2 separate regions of the Mus musculus genome follow, and region 2 is linked to region 1. Evidence: chromatin loops called from intact Hi-C (ENCODE). Cell type or tissue: left cerebral cortex. All regions are shown on one strand.

Evidence for each region. Peaks named below come from ENCODE experiments on the same cell type or tissue, not always from the same donor. Only the 100,000 strongest peaks of a DNase experiment are listed, where the experiment ranks them.
Region 2: it touches region 1 in a loop (5-fold over the local background); 19 of 42 quality-filtered maps call a loop at or near these places.

What each region holds. Positions count from the first base shown.
Region 1 is chr11:40,749,782-40,757,781 of GRCm38, reverse strand. It overlaps Ccng1 (cyclin G1), which reads left to right and starts at 2,496. Exons shown (of 6, transcript NM_009831.2): 1 at 2,496-2,781; 2 at 3,714-3,974; 3 at 5,425-5,678; 4 at 6,264-6,342; 5 at 6,423-6,521; 6 at 6,723-8,000. The coding sequence starts at 3,714. The coding sequence ends at 6,914. In left cerebral cortex, no CTCF peak of the experiment used is centred here; DNase peaks (open chromatin) are centred at 2,439, 3,086, 3,824, 5,371 and 2 more places; H3K4me3 peaks cover 2,530 bases; H3K27ac peaks cover 1,749 bases.
Region 2 is chr11:40,687,021-40,695,020 of GRCm38, reverse strand. Mat2b (methionine adenosyltransferase II, beta) reads left to right here and starts at 2,339. Exons shown (of 7, transcript NM_134017.2): 1 at 2,339-2,543; 2 at 7,226-7,420. The coding sequence starts at 2,481. In left cerebral cortex, CTCF peaks have their summits at 4,903 and 6,528 (motif pointing right); DNase peaks (open chromatin) are centred at 2,308, 3,645, 4,207, 4,932 and 3 more places; H3K4me3 peaks cover 4,749 bases; H3K27ac peaks cover 2,958 bases.

The sequences.
Region 1 (8,000 bases):
AAGGCCTAGGAATACTAGGAGAGGATGGAAAGGCTTTCAGAGCTGAAGGGGCATGGTGCCATCAAACGCTATCTTCTGGACATGACATGTCCATTGCAGTCAGAAAGTTACAGTATTTGTGACTGTGTTCATAAGACCAGAACACACACACACACACACACACACACGCGACAGCAGAGGCCAGAAAGACAGCTCCAAAGTTTAGAGCACCCGGGTTGCAACTGCAGAGCTCTAACATTCTCCTCCCCATTTCCTAGGGCATTGCACAAACACCCATACATACACACAAATATATAAATAATTAAAAATGAAAGTAAAGTGTATTTTAATTGAAATAGAAAAGGAGAAATAAGCAAAGACTGCCTATTATATTTGTTTCTTAAACGTGTCAGTAAAATAATTTTCATATAAAGAATTGAGAATTAAAAAAGAAAACACAGGATCCTAAGAGAAAATATTTTTTAACACATAATGTACTGCCAACAAATTCTCAACAGGAATTTTAAACATAAGACGTAGAAGGTAACAAAAGTCATTTGAAAATTCTTATTAGCATTAACACTCTTTAAGCTTCCTTCAAAGTTAAGAAAACCGATAAAAGAATAAACAGAACCAACTATTTACATAAAGCACTTAAGAACACAGTTAATCATAAAAGGCTACCATTTACCACATGCTTCCCAGCACTTAATCTTCCCACTTATATAGGATTAAGACATTTCTCCTGCCTATTTTTGAGCAGCCAAGATAGAAACCCAAATTGAAAAAAAAAAAAAAATGGGAGGAGAGAGATGGCTCACTAGAGCATGTCTTAAGTTGGGATTTTATTGCTGTGAACAGACACAATCATCACAGCAGCTGTTATAAAGGAAAACATTTCACTGGGGCTGGCTTACAGTTTCAGAGGTTTAGTCCATTATTGTCATGGCAGGAAGCGTGGCAGGCAGACATGGTTCTGGAGAAGGAGCTGAGAGCTCTGCCTCTGGATTCACAGGCAGCAGGAAGAGCAAATGAGCCAGTAGGTCTGATTTTGAGCTTCAGAGATCTCAAAGCCAATTGCTACTGAAGCACTTTCTCCGACAAAGCCACACCTTCTAATAGTGCCACTCTCTATGAACTTATGGGGGCTATTTTTATTCACACCACCACAGAGCACTTATAAATTACTGGTTTTGTAGATTTACAGAACCAGGGATCCAAATGAATACTGTTCCTTGGTCAACTCACAGCTAACTGCCTGAAATGCCAGATCCAACATCTCTGGTCTCTGAGGGTAGCCACATTCCTGTGCCATACATTCCCCACTTCACCAACACCCCCAGATATAATTTTAAAATCTAAAACTTTTTTTTTAATTAAAGAGAAAAGGCCAGGCATGATGGTGCATGTTTTTAATCCCAGCACTAGGAGAGTCAGAGGCAGGTGGATCTCTAAGTTCAAGACCAGCCTAGTTTACATAGCTAAGGAGTTCCAGGACAGCTTGGACTACATAAAGACCCTGTCTCAAATAAAACATCACTTGTATCTAGTTAATGACCGTTATGGACGGCCAGCCGGCTTGGCTCTTTCTTATTTTCATGAGATGTACTGGAATGGACAAAATCCTGAACACCACCGTCACCACCCCAACTCCTCACCCTCACCCCCACTGCAGCCATGCGAGCTGAGAACCTACTCTCTGTGCATTGCTCCTGAGGACATGCCCTTCCCCGCTACCCCCGAAAGGAGTCCAGCAAGAGTTCAGGATAATTATTTTTCCGTTAACCTGGTAGAGAAGAGGCTTATAGAGATTAATTTTGTAAGAATAATGTTCCTTCACACCCTATTCTGAAGCCTGAGATTCGGCTCACTGCAGATGGGGTTTTCCAGGCACTGTTCTTTGCTGTTTTCTGCCAGACATATGGCATTTTAAGTCACTGATGATAGTATGAGGGTGCTACAAGAACAAATTCAGAAAATTAGCAGAGGACCAAGAAACTACATACTCTGACATCATTGTAACATCTGAGAAGTTTTGCAAGAAACAAAATAAGATAACGATGAACTGATTCCTAAAACTCAGAGAGAACACTCTAGAGAAGCCTATAGAGAACACTATAGAGAAGCCTACCATCTCATTATCTGTAAAGAGAACGAAAGCATTTTTTTTTTTTAACTTGCCATTGTGTTTTTAGAAAGAGGGGACTGAGCTGCAGTGAACAACAACAAAAGGAAAAAAGCAAAAACCAAAACAATGCAAAACAAAAACCCTCACAGTACATTCTGGTCCGCTACCCAGACCAATCTGGCTAATAGAGGCCAGACCTGCCCGGGCAAGCCTTGGCACTGAACACTCAGTTCCGCAGCTTAAGGAAGGACAGTTCGGAAATGCTCCAATGAGAGAGGCTGCGAGAGTCGGGCGTGGCTCGAAAGGGGAGGAGAATTGAAGTCTGGACAACGGGAAGTGTGCGCTGATTGGCCGAGCTTCCTCAGAGACCATCCATCAAAAGAACCACACCAATCAGCGACGTAGATGCGTCCCAGCTAGAGAGCCAGGTCTCCAGCTTGTTCCCCCACTGCCCGGCGCAGTCCTTCGCTGCGCGCTGACCCCGAGGAAGGCAGTACTTGGTCAGGGCGCTGAGGGACCCTCCACCGGGACGCCGGCCCCTCCCCGGGCCTCTGCTCACTTGACCCCCACTCCCTAGTCCGTCCCCTTAGTAGGCCTGTCGGATCGGGGACGTGGGGCGAGCTGAGAGCAGGCCCGGGGTGGGTGGTCACCGTGGTGAAGACGTGGCTGTCAAGGTGAGAGGGGACTATGGGGTGGATCTCAGAACCCTGCACTCCGGAACGCAAGCCCGGGCTAGTCTGCGCCTAGAGAGAGGCGCAGCGGGAGCGGTATTCCTATGTCATGCCTCCCAGTCCCAACCTGCACCCCTGAACTGAGTTAGTGGTTCCTCACCAAGACGACCTTCCTGTCACATCTTTAAACTGCCCAGGGAAGAATCGTCCTCTGTATCCAGGGCTTAGGTTGTGCCCAGGACTCAGAGGAAGTGTAATGCATACTTCCACCAATGCAACTCCCCAGCTTCACCTAACTTTTTCTTTTGGTTTTTAAATGGCGTTAGACTATTCGGAGCACTGAGTGCTAAGCACCGTGCCACACTGAGTCATATCGTGTGTTATTCACAGCCACTCCAAGAAACAGATGTTGTCACCCTCATTTCACAGGTGTAAAAATAAGCTCATTACCTGGAAATAAATGGGCACCTGTGTGCTAAGCGGTTTGTGTGACTCCTTTTAAGCTACCCAATCTATGAGCTATGAGATTGTAGGTAATAATCGTATTTCTACTTCATAGGTAAGGAACTAAGGTTCACGTTGTTAACATATATGGCAGAGTATGTACTATCATTTGACTTTTAGTTTGGGTGTATCATGTGGGGCAGTATCTATTTGTGGCATGTACTGACAATGAAGAAGTCTTTGCTTAAGTAGAGAAAAAAAATTTTTAAGCCATAGTTTATGTCCTATACAAACTCACAATTTAGGAATGTGACCTACTGGGAGAAGGTAAAAATACTTACAGACCTTGGCTTTGCAGTGTCTTCGTCTTAGACGTAATGGAAATGGGGTGGGGGGTGGAGGGGGCATGCACTATAAAGCACTTTTTGCCACAATGCAGAGATAGCCAGGCAGGGTTCTTATGCTCTTTTCTGGGTTTGTTCTATTTATAGATGATAGAAGTACTGACAACTGACTCTCAGAAACTGCTACACCAGCTGAACACCCTGTTGGAACAGGAGTCTAGATGTCAGCCAAAGGTCTGCGGCTTGAAACTAATTGAGTCGGCCCATGATAATGGCCTCAGAATGACTGCAAGATTACGGGACTTTGAAGTAAAAGATCTACTTAGTCTAACTCAGTTCTTTGGCTTTGACACGGAGACATTTTCCCTAGCTGTGAATTTACTGGACAGATTCTTGTCTAAAATGAAGGTATGTTTATGTTACAATATCTCAGCTCTTAATTTCGCTCCATGTGTTTAAGAGATCAAATTGCAGAGGGCTGGAGAAATGGCTCAGTAGCTAGGAGTGCATGTTGGTCTTCCAGAAAATCTAAATTAAGTTCCAACAGCTAGGTGGGCAGTTGAAATCTGAGGCCCTCTTCTAGCCTCCTCTGGCACATGCACAAATGTACCAAACACACTCACACACACATCAAATTAATAAAAAGGAAAAAAAGCCATCAAATTTCTGGATTAGGGCTGGTATACAAAAACCACTTTCAAATGTGGCAATGCTTCCTTTCCATAATGAAGACTTGTAAAACATCACTTATTAGTTGTATACTGAAGTAGAAAGTAATTTAACATCAAGCCATTAATTGTAGTACTCCAGTAGCGGGAAAGCTGGCTCTATGTAACAAACTGTCTTGAGCCAGCAAAGTAGCTGAACACAGAGAGTACTTGTTACACAGGCCTCAGAGAGTCAAGTCTGAGTGCTGTCCCTGGAACACTTAAGTGAAGAGAATGAACCAAGTCCCCAAATCTGTCCTCTGACCTTCACACATACACTAGGGCAGACACACGCCCTCCTAGCTAACTCTCCCTTACACAGAGGAATAATCAAAATAAAATTAAGGGCCTGGTGAAATGCCTTTAATCCTAGCACTCGGATGGCAAAGACAGGCAGGTTTCTGTGAGTTCGAGGCCAGCCAGGTAGACATAGTGACTTCCAGGACAGTCAAGGATACACAGTGAGACCATTTCAAAAGATAAAAATTAAAACAAAAAACAAAAAACAAAAACATAGAAATTTCTTAAAAACTGTCTTACATATATTTGTATGTTTGTGTGTGTTTGTGTGCATATGGACACACCCATGCTGCAATATTATGTAGAGATGAGGACCACTGCAGGAATACGGATCCTGGGGATTGAACCCAGGTCATCAGCCGCCTTTCCCACTGAGCCACCACACTAGCCCCAATCAAAACCTTTCTTGATAGACTGGATATTTCCACTCATCTATTCACATCATAGATTTAAAGTTAAATCTCCGTTAAAGTCTGAATGTTAGGTTGTGGATTAGGAATTAGGGTGTATTTCTTAATTACTACCCATATATAAAAATTCTAATTCCCTTAGCCATCTGGCATTTCCAGCTCCAGGTTGCATGCAATAGAAAAGGAAGGGTTTACGGAGTTATTTCCCAGTAACTGACAAAATATTCATATGGCTTTCAAAGCTTAACTCTTAAGACAGCAACTATCTTCCCTATCCACCCAAAGCCACTGGTTTCAAGTAGGGTACAGAAGACTGTCAGGCTCCTGTCAAATCTGTTGTAGCGATTTGTCTTGATATACTTTTCATAATGACGGTCTGAGTCGTCCTAGGTTCCCTCTGTGTCCTACTGAAGCACTGTAAAGACACTGGTGTGTTTGTAGGTACAGGCGAAGCATCTTGGGTGTGTTGGACTGAGCTGCTTTTATTTGGCTGTGAAAGCGACTGAAGAGGAAAGGAATGTCCCACTGGCGACTGATTTGATCCGAATAAGTCAGTATAGGTTCACGGTTTCAGACCTGATGAGAATGGAGAAGATTGTGTTGGAGAAAGTGTGTTGGAAAGTCAAAGCTACTACTGCCTTTCAATTTCTGCAGCTCTATTATTCACTCGTTCACGACACCTTGCCATTTGAGAGGTATGTGAAATTTGTTTCGAACAAAAAAAAAAAAAAAAGCTTGGAAATCAAAGGGATACTGTCTGAAGGTTTCATAAAATCGGGATTTTCATCATAGAATTCGGATCAAAATAAGGACCTATGGTCCCTTGTACTTTGCTGCCTAACAGAAGTGAAAAGATGCCTGCCAGTCATTTAGTGAAAGTTCCTTCTTAAGAAACATATTAATGAGAATATATTACTATAAATGCAGTGGGGCTTTTGTTTTTTAATTTATGTACAGATAAGTGGCACGTTTCTACTCTACAGAACCTAGGAAATAAACATTTAACATAAATTATCGAAATACATTCAAAAGATGCAGAATTTTTATTGAAATAAAATCATGGTATTTGTGGTATACTACTGTTCACTAAATGGTTTTTGACCAGAATCATTTAAAACTCGTTTAAGACGTTCCTGACACTGATAGGAGAGAATTTCCTTTTCTTAAAATAATTTTTATATAGTGTGTATGAGTTTTATTTTAAAAACTACCTTCAATACATTTTTAAAACTGCCAACTAGATATGTCCACATAAAATCAATCCCATTTTCTTTTTAAAGGAGAAACGATCTGAATTTTGAAAGACTAGAAGCCCAACTTAAGGCCTGCCACTGCAGGATCATATTTTCTAAGGCAAAGGTACATATTTTATATGATTAATCCTAATTACAGAAACCTATTTTTGTCATTGACATTTACTTTATATTTATCCTTTTCAGCCTTCTGTGCTGGCGCTATCTATCCTTGCGTTGGAGATCCAAGCACTGAAATACGTAGAGTTAACAGAAGGAGTAGAATGTATTCAGAAACATTCCAAGGTATGCCAAGGTTATAGCACTGGTCCTATTAGCAAGCTACAAGAGAAATGTATCCACTGTACGTGCTAAAGTAGAACAAGACGCTGTGTATTGATCTGAAGCTTACATGGTTCTCCCTTAGTTCCCTTTGGATGATGTGGATATTAATGAGAATATATTACTATAAATACAGTGGGGCTTTTTTTTTTAATTTATGTACAGATAAGTGGCCGAGATTTGACCTTCTGGCAAGAGCTTGTTTCCAAGTGTTTAACTGAATATTCATCAAACAAGTGCTCCAAACCTAACGGTCAGAAGTTGAAATGGATTGTGTCTGGACGCACTGCACGGCAACTGAAGCACAGTTATTATAGAATAACTCACCTCCCAACGATTCCTGAGACCATTTGTTAGTTGATAAATCTGGTTGTTATTCTCTGTATACAGAAAATTTTCCAGTATGATCATTTTCTGCTACAACTGAAGAATTGAAATACTATCTTCAATATAAAGAATATGGGATGAAAACATAAAGGAAAAGTGAATTGTTGACTGGTCTAGATAGAGAATACTGGAAGGCATTCACTGTGTACAGTGCGTAGCAGTTTTAAGAGAAAAGACATATCAAACCCCTAGATATACGCTAATACTTTTCATCAAAAGATTAGCGTAGTAGCAAAGAGAATACTTTAAACTCGAATTTTAAAAGTAGTTACTGAAATAGCACTTCTTTAAATTACGTACCACCCCACTGTAGCTTATTTAAAGTTGCATAAGCCCATGCAGAACAACAAGCAATGTGACCCATATATGAACAAATTTTAATCTGCCCATCGACTATGAAAATGAAGTACAAACCTGGGTGATGGACTTACAAAGTAATATAGGGCATGCCCATGTTAGGTTTCTGGAAACTGCCAGAGTGTCTTAATTCTATAGCTAGTATTTTACCTCTATAGCATTTGGACTAATACAAAGTAATTATATGCATGAAAATATAAAATTGGTCTCTGATACATACACATTTTTGACATCTAAATTTCTTAATCATAGCAAAGATTTATCTTTTTATGATTAAAAACAATTTTTTCCTTAATGCATGGCAGCACATGCCTTTAATCCCAGCACTAGAGAGGCAGAGACAGGTAGATCTCTGAGTTCAAAGCCAGGCTGGTCTACACAGTGAGTTCCAAGACAGCTAGAGACCTTGTCTCAAAAACACTCAAAACAACCAAACACCAGGGGTAAATGTTGCTGGGAAGTCAGGGAAGATGGTTTAGAAGGGAAGCCTGACAACCTGACTTCATTCTTCAGGACCCACATGATGGAAGGAGAGAACGAAGAACTCCCAAGTTCTCTCACATATGCACATACCTCACCACCCCCCGCAGGAAATACATGATCATGCGTCTGAGATATCACCAGTTCACCTTTAGCAGCTCGCAGTTTGTAGGCAGATTTCTGTTAAGTTGGGTCTGTGTTGTTTGCCTATGTAGCAGG
Region 2 (8,000 bases), 63 kb after region 1:
GCACTGTGGAAAGCTGCACGAGATTCCAGGGTTGGAATGGAAATGCTAATTTAAAAGGTCAAGCGGAGCTGCGCCTCACGTTTTTGGCGTCCGTGTGCTCCGTGCGGGCGGAGCGAACAAAGACCGGGCCAGAGGAGCCAGACGCCCAGATCCCTCTCGCTGCGTTTCCCCAAAATAGTTCTGGAATCATGCCTGAAATGCCGGAGGCCATGGAACAGGTAAGAGCTAGCAATTCAAGACTCGGTGGCGGCTCGGCGATGCGCTAAAATCGATTCCAAACCGCTGCTACGAGCAGAAAGGGTGTAAATAAAATGCTAGCCGGTACCATTTATTTCCTTAAGAAACGTAAGCTTGGTACACAGAATAAACTATCTAGGGTTTCTGACCCAGGAAATCAAGCCCAGTTTAATAAATAAGACGTGAAGCAGAACGATAATTTCATTCTCCACATTGAGTGCAACTGTAGTGAAGGCTCTGTGTAGTGCAAGATTTAACCCGTGGTGCATGCCCAGGTTTTTTGTCTTTTGTCTTTTGTCTTGTGGAGCTTGAATCTGCTAATGGGACTTTCAGTTCCAGTTTGCACTCTTTGAGACGTGACTCCCCAACCCCCATCGGAAGTCAGACATTGGCTGTAAACAGAGCCTTTTCTTATTAAATAAGCTATACCCAACTTTTGCCTGACTTGTGTCAAACCGTACTCTTATATATAGGCAAGCAAACATTTTCTCACTCTCTTCACAAGGTTGCTCTGAGAATCACACTAATTGTGGAAAATTTTGAGTCTTCCTATTGAGTACATTTTATGATCCCCTCTAGGAAGCAAACTACACACACATCAACCAGAAACTTGAAATATTCTCACTTTTAATTAGGATGAGGGATCTTGGATTTGTCCCTCCCTCGGACTTCTAATTATTATTATAATTTAGTGTTGGGATAGCTAGCCCTTTTAATAACCATAAGACCCGGATTATAAAAAAAAAATTCGAAAAGTAGGGAGCCTTAGGCTGCCTTTGTTTGCTCTTCCAAAGAGTGAGGGAATAAATTCTTTAGTGGGGGGGGGTGGGGTGGGGGGGTGGGAGAAAAACTATCACCTGACTGAGGAAAACTTTTCCCAAGGGGCAGCTTAATCCTTAGTCTAAAAATAAACCAAAAGGATTCTGAAAATGAGGCCTTTGGGGGTAATTCAGGCAGTGGTCACGTTTTGGGGCGAGTTTTGAAATCCCTTATCGTGGGTGTCTGGATGGGAATAGATTGTTGGGTAGAGAGTGGGCGGAGAAAAAGTGTGCCCGGGCTTTTTTTCAGGGTAAATTTCACTGGCTTGCCTGTTGCTGTGCTTCGGAGCTTGTAACCTGCAGGTTACAGTTGAGAGCTGAGTCAGACCCTGCGAGCTGTTGTTTCTGATTAACTTTTGAACAACCACACAGGGCTGGAAGGAGCGCCTGGCATTCCGCCCTTCCTTGGCTCCCTCATTTTAAGTCTTAGCAGCTCCTCCTTGGCTTGGCTCCAGCAGCCCCGGGCGTCGTCGTCCCCTAAGTGAAGCCTCCAAAGGGCAGCCAGGACGCCTGTTAAATCTACTTAAAAGTTGACTGGGCTTGTTAGCACAGTTGAGTTTCTCCTGTGGTTCTGCGGGGGGGGAAATACGAAGAACCTGCCTTTTAGAAAGTAACATTCTCTCCCACACCTTTTTATTTTTAATTAGCTAAAAATAAACAGTTTTCAAACTTCACAGCATTTTTTTTTTAGCATTCCAGAAAAACATAGCTTTCAGGGATGTTAATGACTCTGAGCACAGTCCTATTTTTATTCTTTCTTCTTGCCTTAAAGGACGAACCGCACCTTGCCTAGGTTGGTTGTTCACTCCTGTAACCCTTTGATGCCTTTGGACAAGGAAACTAGAGAGGATCAGAAATTGCAGGTCTTTCTCTGAGCCCAAGGCCAGCCTGAGGTTCGGACTGCCTAAAACCAACTCAGTCCAGCCTTAGCTCTGTGTTCACGGGACAACCCTTACCTTCTTGCCTCCTAACTTTACAGATGTTTTAGTCTATTTTCTATAATACATGCTTGGTTGACTCCTAGGCATTTCGCAGTCTGCAAACCTAGGCGAATCGATTCCTTACCCTTCACTAAGAAGGAATAAGTAGGAGAGATTTTAAAAAAACAAACAAAAAAGCCAACACTCTTAAACCCAAGGAAGCCTGCATCCATCGCTTGGCACCAGTGCCTGCGTTCTAACGCTCTATCTCCTTAAGAACTGGCACATGGGCTGACAGCGTCCCTTGAGGTTCCGCCCCTTTTTGAACGCGTGGCGAGAGGCGGCCAATCAACAGGCGCGGCCAGGGCGGCGGAAGCCGGAAGCGGCAGCCGGGGTCGGCCTGGGCCTAGGGGAGGAGGGCCAAGGGCGCGGGCGCTGCGGCCCCTGGCAGTGCTGCGCTAGTGGAGCTTGCGGTCGCGACTGAAGCGGCGCAAAGACTGCGGGCATGGTGGGCCGGGAGAAGGAGCTCTCCATCCACTTCGTCCCCGGCTGCTGCCAGCTGGTGGAGGTGAGCTTCGGGGCATGGAGCCGGGGTGGCGCCTTTGAGTTTGTTTACCTCTCTCCCTGTAGGGCTGCGCTCACGCCCGCTGCAGCCCGGGGAGCGCGGAGGTGGAGACTCCCGGTGCCTCCCGCCGCCTCCCGCGGGCTGGCTCCCGTTTCAGTAGTCATCATCTTTGTTTTGTGTTCCTGGATCTTTAAGGACAGGGGGAGAGTGACTTTCCATAAATGGCGGTGTCGGCGGGGTCAACTTGGTGAATTCATAGTTTGCACGGGGCGGGTTCCTTGAGGCACTTTTAAGGCTGTCAGGATTTCCGACTGTGCGGTGCTGTGAACGCTCAGGCTCCCTGGTAGGCAGACGGGCACCGCCTCGAGTTTATTCAGGAAGGTTTGAGCAGGAATTCCAGTGTTGGGCTTTTAGCTTCTACGTTTTCTGAACCGCTGTATTTTGCGTGGTGGAAGACTGCTGAAAGAAATTGCATGTCTGGTAAACTTCCCCCAGCATGTTTCCAAGTCTGGTCCACGGTCCCGTGTTTCAAGCCCGTTAAGTACTTACTGACCTACAGAATGTATCCAGCACAGTCGATGAACTAATGTGTCTTGCTGATATAAAAACGCCTAGGATGTGGCCAGTTTTTTTTTTTTTTTTAATGCAAACTTTTAATTTGGGGGAGGGTCCTGTGCTTGCTAGAGTTACTAGAGATAAGGGAGTCCCTATTGAGATGAGGGATTCTTGTTAAGAGTATACCGCCATAAGATTAGGCTATTATTAGGTGAACCTGTAGCGCCTTTTCTTAATTGGCGATTGACTTGGGAGGACGGAGCCCCTGGGCTGTTATAGTCCTGAGTTGTTTAGGAAAGCTGGCTGAGGAATTAAGCAGTTTTCACAAGGCCTGTGTGAGCTCCTGCCTCCAGGGTCTTGTCCTAACTTCCTTCAGGGGCGAACAGTGATGTGGAAATGGTAAGCTAAGTACCTCCTGCCAAACAATGCTTTGATGTTTTCACACAGCAATAGAAACCCAAACTAGAACTCAGTATGTGTTGTCCAGGCTGGCCTTGGACTCAGATGCTTCTGCCTCGAGGAGTGCTGGGATTGAAGATCTGAGCCACCACAACCAGTTGATAATGGGAAATTTTTACATTTGCGTGATGCACATTCAATATTATCTCCAAATGGCTGGGCCTTAGCCAAAGTTCGAATGTATTTGCAGTTCCAGACTGGTGACGGCATGTGACCAAAGGTGTGTGCGTATGAGCATGTATTCGTGTAGGCTTAATGCATTTCCCCAGTTCAGTAAAAGAAAAGTAGAGAGTGGTAAACTGAGTGTGCTAACTCATGTCTGTAATCTCAGTACTCAGGAAGTTTGTAGTGGTGAGGAGATGTGATTGCTTTTTAGGGTGGTTTTTTGTTTGTTTGTTTGTTTTTTCTTTCTGTTGTTGCATTTGTTTGTTTGTTTTAAACAGTCTCACTGTGTATTCATGGCTGTCCTCAAATCCCCGGAGATCTGCGTGGCTCCACCTCCAGTGGGCTGGGATTGATGATGCCACCACACCCAGCAACCTTTTTCATTAAAAAAAAAAATGGTACAGTAGCTGAGCGTGGCGGCTTATACTTCAGTCCCATCACTCTAAAAGCTGAGGCAGGAATGATTATCAGGCAAGCCAAGGTTACATAGTGAGACCCTGTTTCATAAAAGCAGATAACAGGCAGAAGGTGCAGACAGCTGGAATCTGCATGCTGGTGTTGCTCTCTCAACCTGTGCAACTGACATTCACTCTTGTTGCCAGCTGAGACTTGGCATAGTTAATGTTAGTGAGGCAGCCTGATACCAATTCCTGTTAAGAACACTGCCTGTGTGTACGTACAGGGAGTTGAGCTGTTCCCCTCTGAATTCCATTCCTATTAAGCAATCTAGATATCTTGTTTCTTAAATCCCAAGGGTGTCCAAGGATGTTAGAGAGGTAGAGAGTGAATGTGAAAACTTGAAAGTGTTGAAAGTGAATGTGAAACTTTCTGGTTGTTTTGTATTTGTTTTCCCAGACAGATCAGGGCTGGTCTTGAATTCATTGAGACCCTCCTGCATCAGATGATTTTTTTTTTCAATTATGCATGATTGCTAAGTGTATAGCCGTGTACCATGTGTCTGATACCTACTAGGGCCAATAGAAGGTGTCCATTCCAGTAGAGCTGGAGTTACAGGGAGGTGTGAGCTGCCCAGGATGGACTCTGAGGACCCAATGCCAGTCCTCTGCAAGAGCAACTTTTTTTTTTTTTTTTTTTTTTTTAGGTTTTTAAATGTTATGTGTGTGGGTGTTTGGCCTGTATGTTTGTTCACCACATGCATGCAGTACCCTTTGAGGTCCACAGAGGATGTTGGCTCCCCAAGGAACTGGAGTCACACATATTGTTGATACCTGCCGTGTAGGTGTTGGGACTCAAACCACGCTCTCCAGCCCCATCTGTTTTCCTTTATGGTGTTTTCCCAGACCTCTTCATGGTATTTGTTACATGTACAGTGTTGTGAATCTATACTAGACTTAGCATGCTTTGACCCCGTTTATTTCAGCTGTGTGTGTGGTGTGTGTGTGTGTGTGTGTGTGTGTACGTGTACAAGTATAGTTTTTGAGACAGGGTCTTGCCTAGTGGGCCGCACTGGCCTGGAATCCCCTCCGTAGAGCAGGCTATGCTCAGGCTGCTGGCACCCTCCTGTTCACTGAGGTCATCACTGCACCTGGTTTAGAGTTAAGCCTTTGGAGAGTTATTTTCTTGCCAAAGTTCGAAGAAAACATTTTGCCGGATCAAGTCTTCATTTTCATAAATTGCCTGGCTTAGAGCCAAGTGTTATAAAGGACACCACATGAAGTCTCATTAATGTTTTTTTAAAAATGTTTTGAAATTCATTGAATTAAAATCCTTAATAGATTTTTTTTTCTATGCTGCCCTCCCCCATCCCTGCCCTTTGGATTTCAGCTTTTGTTAAATGCTAGAAACAGCTGATTTGGGGGTCCTTAATTAAAGTATGTATGTTTACTAAATCATTTACCCGAAAATGTCTTTGGATATTGCCTGTATATATGTGTGTGTGCACACTTTTTTTTTCCAACTCAGAATTATGTGACTTTAACAGAAATAGGACCTTGTGATAAAATCTAATGAAAGTTTGAGCCCCAGAGCTCATGCTTTGGCTACAGGTGTGTGACTCTCTGCTGGCTGAAAACATTATTTTTAAAAAGGAAAAGTTGGCTTTACTTAAGAATTTGGCAGGAAAGTGTTACTCAATTTTTGGAACTTTGCCTTGAGTATACAAAAATCAAAATATTCTTTAAGCAGTAATTTTAAATTTTTACTGTGAACACAAATGTTTTTTCAGTTTTTTTTTCTATCTGTATCTGTTAGTCATAAGTATTTTGTGTAAGTAAATTTAGTGCTGACCGAGGGACATATTAGTTGACTTTATTCCAAATAAACTCCTATGAAATGTCGACCAATTTTCTTTTTTTTAAAGATTTATTTATTTATTTTATGTATGAGTACAATTATAGCTGACTTCAGACAAACCAGAAGAGGGTGTCAGAACCCATTACAGATGGTTGTGAGCCACCATGTGTTTGCTGGGAATTGAACTCAGGACCTTTGGAAGAGTAGTCAGTGCTCTTAGCAGCTGAGCCATTTCTCCAGCCCTGACCGATTTTCAGTCCTGTCAAAATGTGACTCATCTGAGCCTTGTGCATTTTCAGAATATCTTAGAAGATGTGAAACGCCTGTTGACTAATTATGGGGTGATATGATCACTTCATCCATCATAAAGAAAGTAACTTCCATTGTTAATATGAAATCTAAATCAAATGGGGAAGTTGTTAGTGATCTCAGGTTCTTTTTCTTGATTACTAAAACTTTATTCTTACTCATCTAAAAAAAGTAAACTTACTTTATGTACATGAGTGTATGTATGTGTACCATAACCATGTGCACGCCTGGTACCCACAGAAGCCAGAAGAGGGCATCAGATCCTCTGAAACGGGAGCTAAGGACAGATGTTAGCTGCCATTTGAATGCTGGGAATCAAACCCAGGTCTGCCATCTCTTCTACCCATTCATTCTCTCTCTCTCTCTCTCTCTCTCTCTCTCTCCCTCTCTCCCTCTCTCCCTCTCCCTCCCTCCCTCCCCCCCCCTCTCTCTCTCACACACACACACACACACACACACACACACACACGTATGACCAGAAGAGGGCAATCAGATCTGCAGTAATGGATAATTGTAAGCCATCCAATGTTTGTCTTCTACAAAAACGGTGTGCTCATAAACAAGTCTTCCTTGTCTCGAGGAGGCTGATTGTCAGTGGGGACTGGAAAGATGGCTGTGGTTAAGAGTTCTGTGTGGATTTGCAGAGGACCCAGGCTCACTGTAACTCCAGTTCCAGATGATTTTATACCGTCTTCTGATCTCCCCAGGCAATGCAGGTAGTACACACATATGCATACAGAGCAAAAACACTCAGACAGAGCAAATAAAATAAACACAAACTCATTAAGTCTTGCAGTTGTTGATGCAGGTGGATTGATTAATCTAACTTTAAAACTGACTTTTAGGTAGTGGAATTAATTTAAAAAAATAGTTAACATTTCAGGTATGTGGTACACAATAATGCCTTTAAGAGAATTATGGCTTTAACCCCTTTATTCTTCTAGGAGGAAGTGAACATCCCTAGCCGGCGGGTTCTCATTACTGGTGCCACTGGGCTTCTTGGCAGAGCAGTTTACAAAGAGTTTCAGCAGAGCAACTGGCACACCGTTGGCTGTGGCTTTCGAAGAGCAAGACCAAAATTCGAACAAGTGAACCTGTTGGATTCTGAAGCTGTTCATCACCTCATTCATGATTTCCAGGTATGGGCTTGTATGTCTGCAGTTGTTATGTGTTCTCTTAGGACTTGCCTGGCTTATACAGAAAGTGTGTGCTTGGTTTGGTTGCGGGAAGTTGTGCTTGAAAGTTGTGACCCGTTGAGCCACCACAATGCAGAGTGTCCTTGTGTGGCATGCTGTGGAGTGGTGCTTGGTGTTGAGGCAAGAGGTTCCCGAGCGTGCTGGCAGGTGTTCTGTCCCAGAGCTGGATCCTCTTCCCTGTCCTCCACAGCATGTGGGGAGGCATGGCTTGTGTTGATGCAGTACTTTCCTTGTGATGCTTGCCGTGAAGTGTTAGGGTGCTGTCTGGGAACGGGGTGGGGGTTGGGGGGGGGTGGAAATATTTCTGCTTTAATGTTAAGAAAGTATGATCAGGGGAACTTCAGTAACCTGTTTGCTGTAACCTGACAAAAGTTAGAGGAAAATGAAGACTTTGTTCTCCTTGCCATCCGATTTCAGCTTTGGTTCTCTCTAAGTGTGATTCTGGAAGCATGAGTATTAGAAACACACAGAAGCCTGATTGCAGACTGCATGCCCAGAGTGTGATGTTTTAAGTCTGGGGCGG